Linked DNA regions of Homo sapiens: region 1 is linked to region 2. A link is an interaction called in ENCODE POLR2A ChIA-PET data of the cell type or tissue named here. Cell type or tissue: HepG2. All regions are shown on one strand. Each heading gives the region's core, and the rest is flanking DNA. Links, peaks and the distances in the headings are about the cores only. Region 1 overlaps DIS3L2 (DIS3 like 3'-5' exoribonuclease 2). Region 2 has its middle 15 kb from the start of MIR1471.

Region 1 (10,859 bases), core at 942-8,941, 370 kb after region 2:
TGTGCGCTCTGATTCCTTTGAACCGCTGCTCTGACCTTTCTTCCTACTCGGTTTTGTTTCTTAAAGGACTGTGTCCAGGAACTTTTCTGCTGTTTTCACTTTACTTTGCCTATAAAGGTCTTCTGAAAAGCTGGATGAGCTGTGTTTCCGCCCTCCAGATTCTCTGCTTTCTCACTTGGCACAATCATTTCTCCCAGCTTCATCACACAGGGGAAGGGGGGCTGGGGTTCCAGTTCATTTCCCATCTATAGGGAATGTGGCACTGATTTCATTCAGATCTGTAAGTGACTGATGCCAGAACTGCAATCTTAGCTCCTTATCTAAACTCTAATTGGGGGATTAACCCATGGAGTAGGACAGTATACAGTGTAACAGGTCTTGGGTCCAAATACCACCTCACTGACTTTAAATGAAATTCTTTTTGTTGAGATTTTGCTCACAGTAATAAGTATTTGGTTATTCTTGTTAACAATAGGGTATAATCAGGTGGAAATATAAATTTAGGTAGTGTCCATTTAAATATCAGGAAAAAACTTTTTGACAAAAGATGATTCCGTTAGATAGGGGACACCTGCCCACCTGAATTTTGGTCTGTCTTTCTCAGAAGGACACAACATTTGCTCAGTTAATGCCTCTCAACTGTCTTCTCTGGGAGATAAATATAATGTAATTGCAAAGTTTAAAGTAATTTTAGAAAATAAGCAAATTAAGCTTTAAAAGTAAAAGAAAACCTAAACAGTTGAAACCTAAACCTAAATTTTCTGCCTATTGGCCCAAGCATTCATGTTATTTTAGGTGCGAAACAGCTCAAGTGAAAGTTCGCCCATAAATCTCTACGATATTTTATTGGTACTGCTTTATAATAGAGATCAAAGATTGGGATTGGAAGCCTGTCTTAATGTAGAGTCCAAAGAGTTTTAAGATGTTTCTTTCTGACACCAGCAGGTTGTCAGAGTGTTGATGTTTTGTTAACGTCAAACTGTGTAGCAAAGAGTTGATCAAATTCTGAATTCATGGAAGTGTTGATATGGAAAAGAAAACTCTTTAAACAGAGATGTTGGCTGGCAAGTGAATTAATCTATTTCCTTTAAGTTATTTCAGTGTGTAAGTAGGGAGCTAGCTGAGTGTACCTTGTTGTTAAAACCTCGAAGTCCTCGGAGAAAAGGGGGAAAAGTCACCAATTCTCAGACTGCAGATATGGGCTGCGATGGCCAATGGGTTATCGCACTGAAGGCCTGAGGGAGTGTGGGTGGGGAGCCAGCAAAGGCCTGGGCTGAAAGGGGCAGAAGAGGCCCTGCAACCTCTCCAGGTAGTGGAGAAGCCCCTATGACTTGGCTTGTGGGCATCTGGCTCCCACATCACTGCTAGTCCTTCCTGCTCCTCCTTGCCTGAATGATTGATTCTTCCCTTCTGTGGCCCTTTGTGTTGGTCACAGGGCTGTCCTGGCTAACCTGCTGCTGAACTTGGCCAGCCTGCCCACTGTGGCTTTAGCAGATGTTTCTGCTCTCTGAGGCTAATATAAGGTTTTATAGTCTTGTTGGTACCCCCACCCAGCTGCCTTGGGCAGTGGTGTATTTACCCAAATGATAAATTTCTCTCTACTCTCTCAAGACCTGGTCCAGAATGCTTAGAAAGTCAGTGTCCTATCATCACTATCCCTTTTCTCCACGGCCAGCTCTTAAGCTCTGCCCTGACTCAACTTTGGTCCTGGCCCCAAAGCATGCTTAAGAGGACTTAGCATCCTTCAAGCCCCGTTTCCTTTTCTGCTGCCTGAAGTGCTTATCAGTCTTCCTCCACTTGGTATTTATTGAGTACCAGCTGTGTGTCATGTTCGAGGGATGTAAAGATGAGACAGATTCTGGTCTTGCCCTGGGGAAGCAGAGGAGGTGGACAGGTAGCAAACACTTGCAATGCATCAGGCTACCTTCAGGTACAGAAGTGCCCCAAAGGTGAGGAGGTGTTAGAGAAGAGAGAGGGGTTGTATCTGCCTGGGCTGGTGGTGGGAGAGGAGCTTCTGCAAGGTCCAAGAAGGCTTCACAAAGCAATCGTGTTTTGAACAGTGTTTCACATTTTGAGTAGAAAATTTCTAGATAGACAAAAATGGGCAGAGAGGGCATTCCAGGCAGAGGCTAGAAAAAGCAGAGAACATTCAAGGAGCAGTATGCAGTTTGGAATTCTTGGGGTGTGAGTTGTAGAGAGAGCCACGGATGAGGTTACAAAGAGAAGCCTGGAGTGGTAGGCGAAGGAGCTCAGATTTTGAGGGCAAGTAGGGAAGTGATACGGTCTCCTTCCACCAAGATAGAAAATCACCTTAGCAACTGTGTGGTTGAAGGATAGTGAGGCCAGAGGCAGGAAAATTGTCATCAGTACCTGGGCCCTTTCCCCCAGTCATATCCTCTTGAGGCTCTGAATAACTACCCCAACACAGAGATCTTTGCTCACAAAATCTTATGAGAGTTTACCAATGTGGTAATGTCTAACTGGACCCCAGGAGAACTAGGACAATAGATGTCTTCAGCCTAGTGCCAAATGGACATTCTGAACAAGCAGCATTTCAGTTACTTCAAATTGTAGTTTCTTCCCAATTCTGGCAATGCATATCACACAAGAAGAAGTAGGGAGAAGCAAAGGGCAGGGAAAATGGAGAAGTTAGCTTCCCACTGTTATCTTTGCTGTCCCCTCGGAGATAGGGTCCTTCTCCCGCTTCCCTGTGGGGAACTCTTGGCCACCTGTGACCTTAGCCACTGAACATTGAGGGTGCAGGCTTTTCCAAAAACCTTTTGGCCCCATGGAACCCTCTAGGCCCTCCTTCATCCACAGGACATGCAAAAGTCCATTTACTAAATTCAGCTCCTTAGCTATTGGGAAGGTAAAGCCAGTGTGTCCTAACATAAATGGAATTGCAGATTATCATTGAGTGGAGATTAGTAAGAAGATGCAGAAGTCTGGAGAATAAACAAGTCTTATCTAGAATAATTTCTACTTCAGAATTGTCACTGGTTTTTATCTGAGAGAGGAAGAGAGACATATCCACACTTGAATAGTGGAAGGAGGAGAGGAAAAGACTCATTTGAGAGCGTTAGAATGTCAGATCTAGGCTTGGGAAGTGATTGGATGTAGAAGGGAGAGAGAGGAGAGTGAAGAATCACAGGCAAATCCCCAGCTGTGTTCTGGGGACAGGGGTGAGGAGTGTGGGGAGACATGGGTGTGGTGTTTTGATTTTTGGTGGTTTTGAGGGAGGGGTGGTCGTTTGCTTCCTTGCTTATTTAACTTGGGACAGAGCGCTGCTCTTAACAGAGGTAGGAAATGTAGTCAGTGGAACAGGTAAAGAAGGGAGGAAAATGCTGAACTTTGTCTTCTCCATGTGGAGTTTGAAACATTCATGGGACATCCAGTTCATGGTATCCAGAGGGCATTGTAGACGTATGTGGAGTCACAAGGCCAGATGGCCAGACCTTGGACAGGGAAGACACTCGTTGTGAGATGGCAGGAGACGAGGGCACACATGTAAAGTGAGTGGGCCTGGGAGAAATTGGCCAAAGGAAGGAGCTGGAAGGTTGCTTGCAACAGATTGAGTCTGATGATCTCAGTTTTCTCTGTGAAGAAGAGTTGAGGTTTTCTGCTGAGAAAGATTGGGAAGGCAGTCAGGTAAGAGGTCTGAGGAGAATAGTAACATTTTGGGACCTCTTCTGAGGGGCGTGGGGAAGGAGCTAACAAAGAGAGGTGAAAGGCCTGCCAACCCTCATGGAGGTAAGAACTAAGACAGCTTAGCAACTCACCTCCACACGGCCCAGCAGTTTTCTCTGTCACTGCTCAGTGAGGACTTGCAGAAGTAGGAAAGGGCGATTATAAGATCGATCATAGGGTTTGTGGAGCTGGGATAGTAGAAGTGAGGGAAATAAAGAACCTTGAAGAAATTATCCATGTGGTTCACACTGCATAGCAAAGTTAATGAGGACAAGACAGGATAAGACTGGGGAAAAGGATCAAGGGGTCAGGGAATGTATGAACATTTGCACAGTTCTAATGATAGCCAGGAGTTTCCCAGCTCCTGGAGAGACCTTTCTTTTCCAGTCAGACATGGTGTTCCACACTTATCACCCTGACCCAGAGGCTCTCAGGAACCATCGCAGGCCTCATGTAGCTGACCTGGGTGCATGGACTGTTGCGCCATGGTCCAGGTGGGTCTCCCCCTGACATAATGGGACTTGGATTTGAGAAAGCAGCTGATCAGAAGGGGCTGCCTGCCTCTCCTTTCCAGCCCTCCTCCACAGGGATCCTGCTGTGCCTGGGGTTGTGGGAGAGCACATTCACAGTGACCCTGGCAGGAATTAGGCCCCATTTATGAGAGGCTGTGATGTGCCAAACCACAAATGTGATTGTAACCTCTTAATTCCTTTTCCTTTGAAACATAGAGGAATAACCATCTATTTACAAAACTATATATACCTAAAGACTGTTTTCTATGAGAATTTCGTCTGAATTCTGCTTTAAGACCTGGTAAATGTCTTTTATAAAAAATACTTCTTAAAAATTAAATATAATTATACTAACCAAAAAGTTTTAAAGTTCAGCTTTTTCATGAGCACTTAGATTGGTAACTGACCATTGCAGTGTGATTAATAAAATGTCTTCTGTGTAAGATATAGGATACCACACAGTTTTTATAGCCTGCACAACCACTGCATGTGCTGGTAAGTTTTAGGTTAGTAGCCAAAACAGTGTAGCTTATACTTAAAATACTAGTTGTTTATGAAGTTTTTTTTGTCAAGATGTTTAAATATAAGTCTCTAGTATATTTCATAAAATGTTTTATGTGATGCAGTAAACATAGAAAAAAAGAGGTGGTCCATCTCCTGGGCAGAAGCCAGTCAGTTGTCTACACACTGGAAGTGCCTACCATGCATCAGGTGTAGAGAGAGACAGGAGTGAGGCCTGGCCCTTGCTCCTGAGGTTTCAGTGTCTGTGGCACTCAAGGCACCTGAAGAAGCAATTAGGACAGTGTTGTAAATGCAGCAGAAGAGCAGGGAGGATGGAGTAAGTGGCTGACTGTGTAGGATGGCCCCAAATCCTCTTTGAAAGAACAGGGGAGGTGTGTAAAACACAGCACACACTCTGCCTGGGGGATTTTGGATAAACCTTTTAGCAGTGGCAATGAGCTGAATCTGAAAGGATGTACAAGAGTTTGCCAGATGTAAAATGTCCAGAAAGGTGTTCCAGAAAGAGGGACCAGCACAAGCAAGAGCTGGAGCAGCACACAGACAGGTGAAGGGGGTGCAGTGGGAAGGCCCATGTGACTGGTGTTGCCAGTGCCCCGGGAGAGGGCCAGGGCACAAAGCTGAAGGGGATGCTTGAGCCTGGTGACAGTGCACCTTGGATACCGTGGGCTGGCCAGTGAGCTGACTTTCACTGAGCATCTTCAGTATTGTTCTACCAATAAGAAGACCAAGACTCAAAATTTTACTAACTTGCCCAAATTGTACAAGAAGCGGTGGGCCCAGGATTAGCCCCCAAGTCTCTCAGGTGGCAAAGCCTTTGCTGTCTTTCCTGCACCATGCTGCTGCTGAGTCTGCACTTCACTCACTGTAAAAAGGTCTTTAGACCTTGTTGTATTTTTTTAAGTGGTGAGGCCCTTTTTGCAAATAATATCTGAACCCCAAATTCCAACATATAGAAACAGATCAGGTTTTCACTAAATAATTAGCATTCATTTATTTCATATTTAAATGTGTAACACACACCAATTAATGAAAACAGTGACTTTGTTTTTAATAAGCTCATTTATTTTGGAAATAGCTAAACTCCTTACTTTATTTGGATTTCACTAGTTTTTCCATCAGTGTTTTCTTTCTGTTCCAGATTCTAGTTCTGGCCCAAGTTATAATGACTTTCTTTTGACAAACACTAAATATGAAGTTAGGAATTATAATGCATTGTCAGATGCTCAGCTTTGTGACTTAAAGTAAGATACTGCCGTGAACACTTAGAAGACACACTAACTATCTGTACAAAAGGCATTAAGCCCTGGACTGATGTCATTGCAACAAGCATGCTGGGTGGCTGAGCAGCCAGTTACCAAAATACAGTTGATAGAACGAACTGTTAATGCAGCCCAGAGGAGAACACAAGAATGCATACCCAGCAAACTTGATGTAGTCTGTCTTAGCTCAGGCTCCTATAGTAACATGCCATAGCTTAAACAACAGAGATTTATTTTCTCCCAGTTTTGGAGGCCAGAATCCCATATCAAGGTGCTAGCCAATTCGGTTCCTGGTGATGGTCTCTTCTTGATTTGTATATGGCTGTGTCCTCACATGGGCTTTTCTCTGTGCCTACTCATGCAGAGAGAGACTTGTGTCTCTTTCTTGTCTTATAAAGTCACCAGTCGTATTTGACCAGGGCACCACCCCGTGTCCTCATTTAACCTTACTTACCTCTGAAAGACCCTGTCTCTATATACGGTCACACTGGGGGTTAGGGCTTCAACATATAACTGCCGCGGGGGGGGGGGGGGGGGGGCGGGGGGGAGGGTGCCAATTCAGTCCCTAGGATAGCCCAAAGGCTGAGTAGGTGAAATCTTTATCATTCAACCACGAGATGGTATCATCTTGAAGCTTTCTCCATTTTGTGCACTATTTTTAAACAGGTGAAGATGTATCATTTTATAAAACACTTGACATATACAAGAAAATGTTAAATATTTGGATTACATTCTAATGCATCACAAAATAAGTTAGCAAAGAAAATATAGTATTGTCTGAACTGATGGTGCAAAAGTAATGGCAAGAAAAAAATTTCAAAGGTAGTTGTCTGTAAAAGCTGTTAGCGAAGGCTGGTAGGAAAAGTTGTTACCAGAGTTATCAGGTAGTCATTAAGTTTCATACAGATGTTAAAAGACATGACATTCTTTAGAAATACCAAACAATTGCCAATTATTTGTTACTGGTGTGGGCCATGAGTTCTAGAATTTACTATTCCATACCAAAGATATTTACTGTACTAAAGTAGAGTACAGTTGCAGATACTTCACGCAGAATAAGAAGCCGCTGGGGTTTGTTCTGTTTCTGCCCGTAAAGAAACATAGTTTGCTGAATGTCCCTCAATTACAGCATGGCCACCCTTTGCCTATCACTTCTCAGTTACCTAGCATGGGGTTACAGTGTTATCCATGCTCAACACTGCAAGCCAAAGTGGGCCATAGTAAGTGTGTTGAGTAAATGGCTAGTACTGCTGATGTTTTTAGTTAGAGAGGTGGGGTGGATGGTCCTGCCATTAATCAAGAAAAATATGGGAAAAGGAACAGATAGTGGTAGATGGGAGAGAGTTTTTGAAGTAATTTCAGGAGATACAGAGATATTCATTTCATCTTTGGAATAGTAGGAAAAAAAACAAGTAATATTTTGGGACAACTGCAAGTCATCATTTGAAAGTAAGCTGAAAAACAGTTTTTAATTAAAGAGTATATACCGTTGACTCAGTTTATTATGGAACAGAAAGATCAATAAGGAGAAGAAATAATTTAGGCTTAAAAAATGGGAAAATGGATAACTAGTTGATCACAATGTTTATCTAGGAAACCTGGATGTATGATCCTTTCTGTTTTATCACTCTAGTGATATTTTATTGAAGTAGTCTCTTAATGTTCCAACATGTAATTTGGTAAATTACGGTATATTCAGTTACTAAAACATTGATTCAACAATAACAATAGCTTATTTTACTTTAACAAAACCCTGTCCAGAGTTTACACTCAACCCTTGGGCTCTTAAGTATATGTATAATTCAACTGGAGTGCTTATATCCAAAAGCACAAGTACTTCTTGAGTCTGGAGCTTCAGGTTTAGTAGATAATACAATGTAGCTATTTTACATTGCTTGCATTGTACTTTTGTCTTCCCTTACCAGTTCTCCTCACTTTCCCAGCTCATATTCCTATTTGACTCTAGAGGCGCATGGAAAAGTATACAACAGTGTGGTCTTTCTGCAGAGTCTTTGGGAACAGAGCCACCTCCATCTTCAGCTTGCTCTGGAAAAGCTGAAGCTGTTCACCAAAACTCTGCCCACTGGGCTTCTCCTAAGCGGGTTGGAGAAAGGTGCTCATGGGCCTGTGCTCTATTTACAGGTGGTCCCCATGCTTCCCAGGCTGCTGTGTGAGGAGCTGTGCAGCCTCAACCCCATGTCCGACAAGCTGACCTTCTCTGTGATCTGGACACTGACTCCAGAGGGCAAGGTAACAACTTACACGTTTTCTTTCTCCACTTACCTCTTTTCTGTTCCATGAGTCATGAAGCACTCACCATGTGCCTGGCACTGGCTTGGGTGCCATGGTGGTAAGACAAGGGAGGTATGGAGTAGCCATCATAGAGAAATGTCAGAGTCCCTGCCTCGGAAGAGCCGTTGGCCCCACTTAGAAGCCAAGACTGACCTTAAGCACTTAGAACAGGCTTCTTGTCTGTTATCAGGTGAAGGAAGAAATTGAGTAAGCAGAGTGATGCCGGGGAGGCTTATGCAGGAGACAGGGTGTAAGTGGGATTGAATGAGGATTGGCAAAGGCAGGAGGGGCAGCCCAGCCTGCAGTTAGGAGAGCAGAGCCTGTTTAGAGGAGGACATTAGGTAAAGTGGGAAGTTTACATAGGTGGGGTGAAATCAAACTGGAGAATCACAAATGAATTGTAGGTGTTAGGGTTCCTCTGAAGTGTCATGAGAAAGCTGATTGTAGAAAGGTCAGTGGTGCATCGTCATGCTGGATGATTGGAGCGGTGAAGATGAATTAGCAAGGTAGTGCTATAATCAAGGCACAAGGTGGTGAAACCACAGACCAAGAACAGAGGAGAGAAGGATGTCAGCAGGGGTTTCTGGGCATAAGGAAAAAGATGTCTGTGCCTGTCGTCGGGATGTGCCTATGCGTATCATAGGGAACGGCAGGAGAGAGATACATGAAAGAGAAACTAGTCCCCTCCCTGCAAATGTAACAACTCCAAACATTCAGAAGTAGGGTCGTGATTAAGTAAGCCCTGGTGCCTTCTCAGTGGAATATATGCAGTTATTAAAGTTGTTGACAGAGACCATGGAAGAACATGGGAAGTGTTTATACTGTAATATTAAATGGAAGTAAAAAAAGATATTTAATTATAAAGAGGTTCCAAATAAAGATAGAGGATCAAATACCCACATTTACTTTCATTCCCTCCCAAAACCTCACTAAAACAACAGTAAAAGGATTTTTTTTTTTAAAGACATAAACCCACAAGGACAAAGAGAGTGGGAGAGGAGACAACAGCAACAAAATTTTGGAATCTGGGTAGCAGATGGATGAGTGTAACTGACTTAGCAGTCCTGAGAAAGCTGAATCCTGAGCCAGCAATAGAGAAAGCCAAGAAACAACCCAGTTTATGCAGCAGAACCCTAAACAATTCAGAAATTGACAGTACCAGATAATTCTAGAAAGTGGGGGAGGGGTGGGGGAGAGTGAGGCTAACAACAGTATTGAAAGTTTATTTTTAAAAATTGCCCCTCCTATAACTTAGTGGAAGATCAGAAATGTGTTCTCTAGACAGGGTAAAGTAAGAGGTGTCTGAACTAGAGGACATCAAACATGCTTGATGGCAGTGACACCTTGGGGGAGATTGAGTGAATGTTGGCATACTGAACGTTAAGAGTGTCAGCTTTCTTTTTGCTGCCAGCCCCAGAATTCTGGTCGCCAGGCCTATATCCATGAGTCGGGACATGGGAAAATCTCTGAGGACTCTGAATAGTGAGGAATAAAAACATAAAGATACTAACCTTAAGAGTTTCCCAATCAGCAGCCCAGCTGTCTTTCCCTACAGTAAAGCTTACAGACAATAAGCTTCACCCGCACAATCAGAGCTTTTTAGGATTTCATTTCCATATATGAAGAGACAACCCGAGGGAAGCTTCTAATGTGAAATAGGGAGGCTATTACTAATGCATTGATTCAACAATAGCTTTATTTTACTTTGATGAAACCCTGTCCAGAGTTTACACTTAGCCCTAGGGCTCTTAAGTATATGTGTAATTCAACTGGAGTACAAACAAAACAGGAAAGAAGTAAACAAACAGAAAATGAAGTAAACAGGAAAAAGTAACTAGAACAAAACACACTAGCAGGGAAAAGAAATTATCACTTATATCTTTAGGGAATTTTTTTAAAAAAGAAGGTAGCTGTATCACAAAATCTTGATACTTTAAAAAGGAAACATTTGGAGGGAAAAAAAGAGCTCTTGGGAATTAAACACAGGTTAGAAGAATTAAAGATTCAAGATTCCTACTGAAAGGTAAAGTTGAGGAGCTGTCCCAAGAAGAGACAGAAAAGACAAAAAATTAGAAGACTAGTCCAAGATATACAATATCTGTTCAATGACCGTTCCAGAAATAGAGAACAAAGTAAACAGAGGAAAAGAAATGATCAACAAAATAATTTTAGGAAATGCCCCATTCCTGGAAGATGTGATTTTCCATATTGAAAGGGCACACTGCCTAGCACAGGGGTGGAGGCACATCATCAAGACACATCATTATAAAATTTCAGAACACTGTGGACAAAGAAAAAAAGACATACGATAAAATCGGAAATCAGAATAACTTCAGACTTTTCTACCACAACCCTAGAAATTAGATGACAGTGAAGCAAAGCTTTCTAATTTCTGAAGAACTGTGATCTCCATGCCAAAATTCTGTACCCAACGAAGCTATCAATAAAAAGGGTAGGAAAGGACATTTTCAGACATACAAGGCTTCAACAAAAATGTCCATCTCATACACCCTTTCTCAGAAAGCCACCAGAAGATGTGCTTCACCAAAATGAAGGAGGAGTAAATGAAGAAAGAGGAAGACATGGG
Region 2 (10,859 bases), core at 2,018-10,017:
GGCCTCCTAAAGTGCTGGGATTACAGGCATGAGCCATTGTGCCTGGCCTATTTTTTATTTTTATTTATTTATTTTTTGAGATGGAGTCTGGTTCTGTCGCCCAGGCTGGAGTGCAGTGGTGTGATCTCAGCCTACTGCAACCCCTGCCTCCCGGGTTAAAGCAATTCTCCTGCCTCAGCTTCCTGAGTAGCTGGGATTACAGGTGTGTGCCACCACACCCGGCTAATTTTTTTTTTTTTTTTTTTTTTTTTTTTGTATTTTAGTAAAGACGGGCTGGTCTCAAACTCCTGACCTCAGGTGATCCGCCTGCCTTAGCCTCCCAAAATGTTGGAATTACAGATGTGAGCCACTGCACCCTGTTCCTGTATTCTCTTATGTTTCGTTGCTCTGTTCTGATTGTTCCCAAATACCAAACTTTTTTTTATCACAATTTGGAACTAGCCACTTACTTAAATTTTTCAGGTCATATGTAGATATTACTTAATAATAGTAATCATTTTTCTATTGATTCTTTTAGATTTCTGAGAATTTGCTGGCATTTTCTGTAACTCATGCACTTTTTTGCCTGCTTTGTTCTAATATTTATATCTCTCATTTATTTTCTTTTTTTTGTTTGTTTGTTTTAGACGGAGTCTCGCTCTGTCACCCAGTCTGGAGTGCAGTGGCGCGGTCTCGGCTCACTGCAAGCTCCGCCTCCGGGATTCACGCCATTCTCCTGCCTCAGCTTCCCGTGTAGCTGGGACTACAGGCGCCCACCACCACATCTGGCTAATTTTTTTTGTATTTTTAGTAGAGACAGGGTTTCACTGTGTTAGCTAGGATGGTCTCGATCTCCTGACCTTGTGATCCGCCAGCCTCGGCCCCCCAAAGTGCTGGGATTACAGGCGTGAGCCACCGCGCCCAGCCCTCTATCTCTCATTTCTTTGTCCTGCTTCTCATTGTAATGGGAATGCTTTATCTCCATTAAGCATGGTACAGTCTTTTTGGTTGAGATATATACTTTTTCTCATGCTAGGAGAGTATTCTTTTAGTAACAGTTAATGATGATGGCTTTTTATGAGGAATGAAGGTTACATTTTGTTAGTTGCTTGTTCAGCATGTAAAGATTATCATATGACATTTTCCCTTTATTTGAATGTTATGAATTATAATAATGGATTTTCTCATGTTGAACAGTCTGTTTATTCTTGGAATTGAACTCCTCTCTATGTAATTCTCTTAATGTTCTACTGAATTCTGTATTCTAATGGTTTACTTAAAATGTTTGTACCAATCCTGACATGTGAGATTGATCTTTATCTTTTGTCTTGCTTTTTATGTTTTAGTATCAATGTTATGTCGTTTTTAAAAATAATTTGTGGGCTGGGCTTGGTGGTTCACGCCTGTAATTCCAGCATTTTGGGAGGCCGAGGTGAATGGATCACCTGAGGTCAAGAGTTTGAGACCAGCCTGGCCAACATGGCGAAACCCCGTCTCTACTAAAAATATAAAAATTAGCCAGGCATGGTAGCGGGCGCCTGTAATCCCAGCTACTGAGGAGGCTGAGGCAGGAGAATTGTTTGAATCCGGGGGTGGGGCAGAGGCTGCAGTGAGCTGAGGTGGTGCCACTGCACTCCAGCCTGGGCAACAAAGCAAGATTCCATCTCAAAAATAAATAAATAAATAAATAAAAATAAAAATTATTTGTAAGCAATTTGGATGTTTTTCTCCTAAAAAATGGGCAAAGGATCTGAATGGATATTTCATATATGCAGATAGATAGACAAAGGTCTAATAAGCACGTGGAAACATGCTCTACATCATTAGCCAACAGGGCAATGCAAGTCAAAGCCACAATGAGATACCACTTCACAACGGGAATGGTTATAATGAAAAGACAAGGAGTAACACGTGTTGGTGAGGACAAGGAGAAACTGAGGCCCTCACGTGCGACTGGTGGGAATGTAAAATGGCGCAGCCACTTTGGAAAACAGCGCCTGGCACTCCCTCAAAATATTAAACATAGAATTGCCATCTGACCCAACAATTTCACCCCTAGATGTACATGCAAAAGAACCGAACACATTTGTCCACACAAAAACTTATACACAAATGGTAACTTACTGTTTTTGCTGTAGGGGTTGGTGGATGGTCAGGCATGGGTTAGGCAGAACCCTGAGTGGGTCTACCTGGCCCATCCTCTCTCTGGGACAGATTCGTGTTCATTAAATTTATGAGATTGATGTATCAACCCAAAAAAGCCAATTTAGTTCTTTTTGTGTGTGTGAGAAATTGTTGATGCCAGAGGAATTAGAAAACTCTCCTGGCCTCACAATCTGTGAATTGTTTTCTCTGCAGTTGACCCATATTTGGAAAAGCAAACCATAAACGGAAGATTGTTTGCGGAAGATGGGATAAGGACAAGGAGACTTCGTGAATCAACTGGCAGTGGCATCCAGTCTACTCGGGAGACACACCCATCTCTCAAAGTGGTAGCCTTCCCCAGGGGGCAAGAACGCTAGAGGCCATGGCAGAGCTGCTGCCCACAACAAGACTTTGCAGGCCCCATGGGGGCTCCTTTTGTGCGTCCATGCCCGGCACTCTTCTGGAGGACGCCATCTGTTTTGAGATAGGCTCTTCCACTGGGGAGCTCCTAGCAGAGCCTTCCAGTCCTGGGAGCCTTTCTGGGTCTGTCAGATGGGCTTACATAGCTGTGCAGTTTCCTTTCCAGACTCTTTTTGATCATTCTTGGAAGGCAGACTTTTCTCCATCTCTACGTTCTTGGGGATTTGAGGAAAGCCTTATTGGAAGCATCAGGGAGTGCCGGCAGACTCTCACAGAGCTAATCTAGTGCTACAACAGGGCCTCGGAGCCTGGGACTTGAAGTGTGCCTTTAATCCTATGAAGACAGGCACGTGCACTCCTCACTGTTTGACCCAGCATCCAAGAGACAGGAGGGTGACTATCAGTCATTCTGTGCCATGAGGAGCAAGTTCATGGACCTTCCTCCACATGGGAGAGTGGATTTTCCAGCAAGGGCTCTGACACAGGAATGGCAGGCTGTGGGTGGCTGTCCACCTGTTTGGTTTTTTCTCCAAGAGGTAGCTGGGAGAGGGTTAAATGCCATGCATAAGATACTTATTCAGAGACATTAGTAAGCCCTGACCGTCCATGACCTCATAAAAATGCACACACCCTTTCTCTCATCCATATGTAACCTTAGAAAAAATTAACCTGGCCTCAATCATAATTTATATAGGAATACAATATCCCCACTTGTACTTTCACAAAAATTCCCTCATCTCTGTCACTAAATGACACACTGATTGAAAGTTTATTACCTGGCATTGAAGGTTTCTATTTATGGCTCTTAGATGTATGGCCCTCAAATACAAACAGGAGAGTCCAAGAGTGTCACAAAACAAACTAGTCTAAGTTTCACCAAGAATGCCTTTTTTTTTTTTTTTTTTGAGACAAGATCTGTCACCCAGGCTGGAGTATAGTGGTGCAATCTTGGCTCACTTCCACCTCCACCTCCCGGGTTCAAGTGATCCTCCTGCCTCAGCTTCCTGAGTAGTTGGGACCACAGGCATGCACCACCAGCCTAGCTCACTTTTGAATTTTTTGTAGAGATGGGGTTTTGCCATATCCCCCATGCTGGTCTTAAACTCCTGGCCTCAAGTGTTCTACCTGCCTCAGCTTCCCAAAGTGCTGGGATTATAGGCATGAGACACTATGCCCAGCCTACATTTGGCTTTTTAAAAGATTTACAAAGACTGGGCACTGTGGCTCATGCCTGTAACCCCAGCACATTGGGAGGCCGATGCAGGCAGATCACTTGAGACCAGGAATTTGAGACCAGCTTGGTCAACATGGTGATACCCCAGCTCTACTAAAAATACAAAAAAATTAGCTGGACATAGTGGTGCACACCTGTAATCCCAGCTACTCGGGAGGCTGAGGCACGACATTCGCTTAAACCCGGGAGGTAGAGGTTGAAGTGAGCCAAGATCACGCCACTGCACTCCAGCCTGGGCAACAGCAATACTCCATCTCAAAATAAAATAAAATAAAATAAAAAGATTTACATGCATCTCAAAGAGACAGAGAAAGCATTCCAATCGTGTTTTCTTTCTTTTCTTTTCTTTTCTTTTCGTTTTTTTTTTTGACACAGAGTCTCGCTCTGTCACCTAGGCTGGAGTGCAATGGCGCAATCTCGGCTCACTGCAACCTCCATCTCCCGGGTTCAAGCGATTGCCCTGCCTCAGCCTCCTGAGTAGCTGGGATTACAGGCATGCGCCAACACACCTGGCTAATGTTTTGTATTTTTAGTAGAGACAGGGTTTCACCATGTTGGTCAGGCTGATCTCGAACTCCTGACCTTGTGATCCACCTGCTTCGGCCTCCCAAAGTGCTGGGATTGCAGGCATGAGCCACCGTGTCCAGCTTTTTTTTTTTTTTTTCTGGAGACAAGGTCTCACACTCTGTCGCCCAGGCTGGAGTGCAGTGGTGCGATCTTGCCTCACTGCAGCCTCAACCTCTGAGGCTTGATCTGTCCTCCAACTTCAGCCTCCTGAGTAGCTGGGACTACAGGTGTGCGCCACCAAACCAGGCTAAGTTTTGTAGCGACGGCGTTTCATCTTGATGCCCAGGCTGGTCTCGAACTCCTAGGATCAAGGGATCCACCTGGTTCAGCTTCCCAAAATGCTGAAATTACAGGTGTGAGCCATCGAACTTTGTCAATTTCATGTTTTCTAGCAGAAAGTTCTCTTTCACTTTTGGTATCAGGGAAAATTTTATTTATTTTTTTTTTTTGAGACAGAGTTTCACTCTTGTTGCCCAGGTTGGAATGCAATGGTGCGATCTTGACTCACTGCAACCTCTGCCTCCCGGGTTCAAGCGATTCTCCTGCCTCAGACTCCCGAGTAGCTGGGATTGCAGGCACCCGTCACCACACCCGGCTAATTTTTTGTATTTTTAGTAGAAACAGGGTTTCATCATGTTGGCCACGCTGGTCTTGAACTCCTGACCTCAGGTGATTCGCCTGCCTCAGCCTCCCAAAGTGCTGGGATTACAGGCTTGAGCTACTGCGCTCAGCCAATTTTACATTTTTTTAAAAAAATTTATGTTTACGGTTACACAAGCACCTACCAGAGTATCTGGCACACAGTAGGTGTTCAATGAATGAAAGAATGAATGAACATTGAATCCCTTCCTTCTGGAGAGCCGGACTTCCTCTGAGCTGCCTGGGTTCAAGGAACAAACTCCCAGCTCCTGGTGCTTCCTGCTATAACTGCAGTTTTTTTTTTTTTTTTTTTTTTTGAGACAGAGTCTTGCTCTTGTTGCCCAAGCTGGAGTGCAATGGTGTTATCTTGGCTCACTGCAACCCCTGCCTCCCAGGTTCAAGCGATTCTCCTGCCTCAGCCTTCTGAATAGCTGGGACTACAGGCGCCCACCACCACGTCCGGCTAATTTTTGTATTTTTGGTAGAGACGGGGGTTTCACCATGTTGGTCAGGCTGGCCTTGAACTCCTGACCTCAGGTGATCCACCTGCCTTGGCCTTCCAAAGTGCTGGGATTATAGGCATGAACCACCGCGCCTGGCTGACTGCAGTTTTCTGCGGAGGCACTCGGCCTCCCCACCTGCTGCTCCTGGCTTTTCCTCCAGGACTCTGCCAGAGGGCAGATGAGACCAGGAGGCAACAGGACCTCCAGGAGATGGGAAGGAGCCCTCCCCTATCAGAGTGGAGGAGAAACCTGGATTGGATGAGCAGAGAGCCCTCTGTAAAGGTCCGGAGGCCCTGGTGGGATCCTGGGGGCTCGGGTCTGGGCCCTGCAAAGAGACCTTATTACCCCCTTTTTGGGATCTCAAACTCTGAGAGCACTCCTGTTGGTCACCCAGAGCCTCATGATACCTAAGGATTTTAGAACAGTAGACTGTCAGTGTTTGGGCAGCTGGCCAGACACAGGAACAAAGCCTGTCCTCAGGATTCCAGCAGAGACCTGCTCGAGGCCGCGGAATGTTGGGGTTTTCCACTCAGATGTTGACAGTGCTTTCTCACTCTGTACCAGCGTGAAGGCAAAAGCTTTCTCTAGAGCATTTTCTTCTGCTGAGAGGGGCAATGAGTGTGAGGGTGTTTTTGTAACTGAGTGACAGTGCTGAATTTGTAACTTAAACCCCTGCCCTCCCAGGTGCACGCAGGTGCATGATTGGAATATGCACACACTCATATGCTCTGACACACACTTTTTTTTTTTTTGAGACAGGGTTTTGCTCTGTTGCTGAGGCTAGAGGCTAGAGTGCAGTGGCGCAATCACAGCTCACTGCCACCTTGACATTCCGGAATCAAGTGATCTTCCCACCTCAGCCTCCTGAATAGGTGGGACCGTAGCATGTGCCATCACACTTGGCTAATTTGTTTGTATTTTTTGTGTAGTGACGGGGGTCTCACTATGTTGCCCAGGCTGGTCTTGAACTCCTGGGTTCCAGTGATCTTCCGGCCTCAGCTTCCCAAAGTGCTGGGATTACAGGTGTGAGCCCCCATGCCCCGCCCTGTCTTTAAATTAGATTATTAAATTAAAAGCATTTCAAAGCAGAAAACAATGTGGCTTTTTAGACTAAGTTTCTGAACTTGTCTCTTGTTGGCTGAGGACAGTCACTTGTACAAAGACATCAGGATTCACACAGGGCCCTGCCCTGCCCCACCCTCTTGACCCCACTCAGGCCACCACCAACCCCTTAACCGACATACACACCTGTTCCTCTTTGGTGCAGAAGAGAGACAGTAGAATCAAGAGATGGGAAGTGACTCAAGGTCTCCCATCCACTCTCGTCATTTTAAAAATCCATGTGTGTAAGGATTTTGTTGTAATTCTCCTTCCAGGTTTCCTACTTTAGAAAATATACTCCGGGCTGGCCGGGCGTGGTAGCTGACGTCTGTAATCTCAGCACTTTGGGAGGCCGAGGCAGGCGGATCACCTGAGGTCAGGAGTTTGAGACCAGCATGGCCAACACGGAAAAACCTCGTCTCTACTAAAAATACAAAAATTAGCCAGATGTGGTGGCGGGCACCTGTAATCCCAGCTACTTGGGAGGCTGCGGCAGGAGAATCGATTGATCCCAGGAGGCAGAGATTGCAATGAGCTGAGACCGTGCCACTGCACTCCAGCCTGGGTGACACAGCTAGACTCTGTTACAAAATTAAAAAAAAAAAGAAAGAAAATATACTCCGGGCTTCTCCCACGATTATTTCCTTCCACGATAGGAGCTCCTTTTCCGGTCAGTCTACTTGCTGAGAATGTTAACTGCATACAATTATGATAGTCACGGCCTTTTTTTTTTTTTTTTCTGATGTTGATCTCCAGGTTCAGCGATTGGAGATTGGATTTCAAAGAGAAGAGACTCAAATGCAATAATGCTGCCAGAAGACATAGCTCCCTCCCTGAGTTGGAATCAGTGAGATGTGTGACAGGAAAGACTGTTGACAGTAGGGCTTGATATGTGTTTCAAGAGCGAAATGAAAACTATCCTCCATAGTTCTCAGCTGTAGATCACTAAACCATAGGATTTTCTTTCTTTTTTTTTTCTTGAGATGGAGTCTCACTCTGTTGCCCAGGCTGGAGTGCAGTGGCACGATTGTGGCTCACTGCAAGCTCCACCTCCCAGGTTCATGCCATTCTCCTGCCTCAGCCTCCTGGGTTGCTGGGACTACAGGCACCCGCCACCATGCCCAGCTAATTTTTTGTATTTTTAGTAGAGACGGGGTTTCACCATGTTAGCCAGGATGGTCTCAAGCTCCTGACCTTGTGATCTGCCCGCCTCAGCCTCCCAAAGTGCTGGGACTACAGGCACCCACCACCATGCCCGGCTAATTTTTTGTATTTTTAGTAGAGACAGGGTTTCACCGTGTTAGCCAGGATGGTCTCGATCTCCTGACCTTGTGATCCACCCACCTCAGCCTCCCAGAGTGCTGGGATTACAGGTGTGAGCCACTGTGCCCGGCCAACCGTAGGATTTTCTTAAGGAGCAAACACTCAGTGGGCATTGAGGGTATAGGCCAATGGGCTCTCTCAGATGTTTCTGGGATCAACTGGTAAAATCCCTTTACCCCAAATGGGGAAGCCATTTGGCATGAACGCTGATGTTTTAACTTTTTGACCCACTAATTTCTAGGAATACTATCCTAAGAAAATAATTCTAAACATGGGAAAAGCTCAATGTCCAATTATTTTCAATATAACTTTTATTTCTTTTCTTTTCTTTTTTTTTTTTTTTTTTTTTGAGTTGGAGTCTCGCTTTGTCATCCAGGCTGGAGTGCAATCTTGGCTCACTGAAACCTCTGCATCCCGGGTTCAAGTGACTCTCCTGCCTCAGCCTCCTGAGTAGCTGGGACCACAGGCATGCACCACCATGCCCAGCTAATTTTTGTATTTTTAACAGAGACAGGGTTTCACCATGTTGGCCAGGCTGGTCTGGAACTCCTGACCTCAAATGATCCACTTGCCTTGGCCTCCCAAACTGTGCTGGGATTACAGGCATGAGTCACCGTGCCCGGCCTATAACACTGTTATAGAGGGGCATAAAAGCAGAAACAATCGAGTTGTACATGTGCCTGGGGTTTGGTAAATATTTAATTACTTGTACTCTACATTGTTTTCTCCCATTGCGAGGAACAATGATTCACATAGGGCTTGTTTCTAGGATGCCAAGCCTGAGACAGGAAAGCTGCCCAGACCAAGTCACCCTGGGGTCTCTGTCCTTCCTCCAGGGCCTTCCTGCAGGTCTCACCCCACAACTACTCCCCTTTCTTTGTGTGTCTGCTCTAACCTTCATTTGTTCCTGCATGTGGCCAGGACCCAAGATCCATTGCCTCTTTCTTCCTAGCTAACAAAACCCTCTCCCTGTCTCTGCCCCCGCCTCCCTTTCTGGAATCTGCAGCCCAAATGTGCTGGGTGCTGATTCTCATGTTTTCTCCCCTCTCTCTGTAGCTCTGGGACAGAACTGAACATTCCTTCAAATGCCATCTGAAGACAAAATCAAAACTGCTTTCAAATTCTTTTAAAACCATTACATAAAATATAAATTGCTTGTCAACTTCATAAATAGCGAGAAGCAATGAATCGGCTGTCCATTTGCTAAATTCATCAAATTGGTCATTCAGAGAAACTGGTAAAAAGAATTATAAAAACGCTAAATATTGGCAAAACAGAAAATGACTTTTAAAATAATTCAAGAGAAATCAGTATAAACTGAAAGATTCTTGTATCGAATATGTTATGAATTTGGAATATCATTATATAAAGAGTGTGATCAGAAAAAAGCTAAGTTGACCCTCTCATTCTCAACAATTTAAACATTTCTTAAAATGCCAGTAAGATAGTAAAGAATAATATTAAATATGTAAAAAGCATATTCCCTAAAATGGTGACTGGAAAATCAGTGTACTGACTAAGCTTGGTGAGTTGGTCATGTAGTGACCAATTGATAAAAGATGGATTCTCGTGGAATTTATTGTGAAACCCACCACTGACTTGCCCTAAGAAAGTCATGGGTAGTTTCTCTCTCTCTGGGTGGGTTTGTGTGTGTGTGTATATGTGTGTGTGTCTCCAACTCTGTCTGTCTCCCTGTATCTCTCTGTCTGTCTCTATGTCTCTATTTCCCTCTGTCTCTCTGTCCTCGTCTGTCTCTGTCTATGTCTCTATCTTCCTCTGTCTCTCTTGGTGTCTCGCTCTGTCTCTTTGTCCCTCTCTCCTCGGCCCCTCCCATGCTGCAGCTCCTATCTGCACACTGGCTCCTGTCTTCAGTTGCCCCATTCTTCAACTGGCCAGGGTGTCCTGCCTACCCATTCCCCCTCAGAGCCTAACTGCCCCCTACCCTGCCACTCAGTGCCCCATTTACTCAAGGACTCTGCTCAGGCCTGTGTCCGAATTTCAAATTCTTTTTTTTTTTTTTTTCGAGACAGAGTCTCGCTTTGTCGCCCAGGCTGGAGTGCAGTGGTGCAATCTCAGCTCACTGCAACCTCAACTTCCTGGGTTCAAGTGATTCTCCTGCCTCGGCCTCCCGAGTAGCTGGGACTACAGGCATGTGCCGCCACACCTGGCTAATTTTTGTATTTTTAGTGGAGACGGGGTTTCACCATGTTGGCCAGGCTGGTCTTGAACTCCTGACCTCAGGTGATCCGCCTGCCTCAGCCTCTTAAAGTGCTGGCATTACAGGTATGAGCCACCATGCCCGGCCTGAATTTCAAATTCTTAGAGAGAGGAATTACCTGACTTGGCTCAGGGCAGGGGTTTCACGAATCAGGTGGGACTGCATGGAGCCACGTGGAGCCACACCTTATGGGATATTCTGAAGGAGACAGTGATGTGTCTAGGGTGCAGCTGCTCCCACCTGGTCCTCCCACTTCTTCCCATGGATCCAGTTCTAAAGGTGCCCTCACCTGCATGATCCCACCACCCCCATCCCATCACAAAGGGGCTTCTGCCATCTCCTAAGAGTGGTTCCCCTGCCTTCCCACTCTGCTAGATTAGCACAGCCTCTGTTCCCGTACTCTGCTTTAGTTTTCCTCACAGCATCCTTGATGTGAAATTTCATATTTGCTAATCTTTTATCGGCCTCCCCAACCAGAACCTAAGATCCCCCTGGGCAGGGACTTTGTCCTCTTCACTGCCCCAGCCCTAGCTCCTACAATCGTGCCTGAGGCTCAGTGAGTATTTGGTGAATGACTGAAATAGACTCACATCCTCCCCAGTGGGAGGCCGCCAAAGTCTCCAGGACCACTTCGAAAACAGGGACCACAGGGCTGGGGTGGTGGCCAGTCAGTCCTCTGCCCCCGTCTGTCTCCCCAAACCCCAGTCCTCCTCTTCCAGCTCTGGCCGCC

The links. Peaks named below come from ENCODE experiments on the same cell type or tissue, not always from the same donor. Only the 100,000 strongest peaks of a DNase experiment are listed, where the experiment ranks them.
Region 1: POLR2A ChIA-PET joins it to region 2 with 6 read pairs; 2 of 35 experiments call an interaction of 5 or more read pairs at or near these places.

The regions. Positions count from the first base shown.
Region 1 is chr2:232,241,117-232,251,975 of GRCh38, forward strand. It overlaps DIS3L2 (DIS3 like 3'-5' exoribonuclease 2), which reads left to right. Exons shown (of 21, transcript NM_152383.5): 12 at 8,123-8,230. Among named protein-coding and RNA genes, the nearest start is that of MIR562, 74 kb to the left of the region's middle. In HepG2, for the core only: no CTCF peak of the experiment used is centred there; no DNase peak of the experiment used is centred there.
Region 2 is chr2:231,872,014-231,882,872 of GRCh38, forward strand. No RefSeq gene overlaps it. Among named protein-coding and RNA genes, the nearest start is that of MIR1471, 15 kb to the right of the region's middle. In HepG2, for the core only: no CTCF peak of the experiment used is centred there; a DNase peak (open chromatin) is centred at 5,968; H3K27me3 peaks cover 1,452 bases.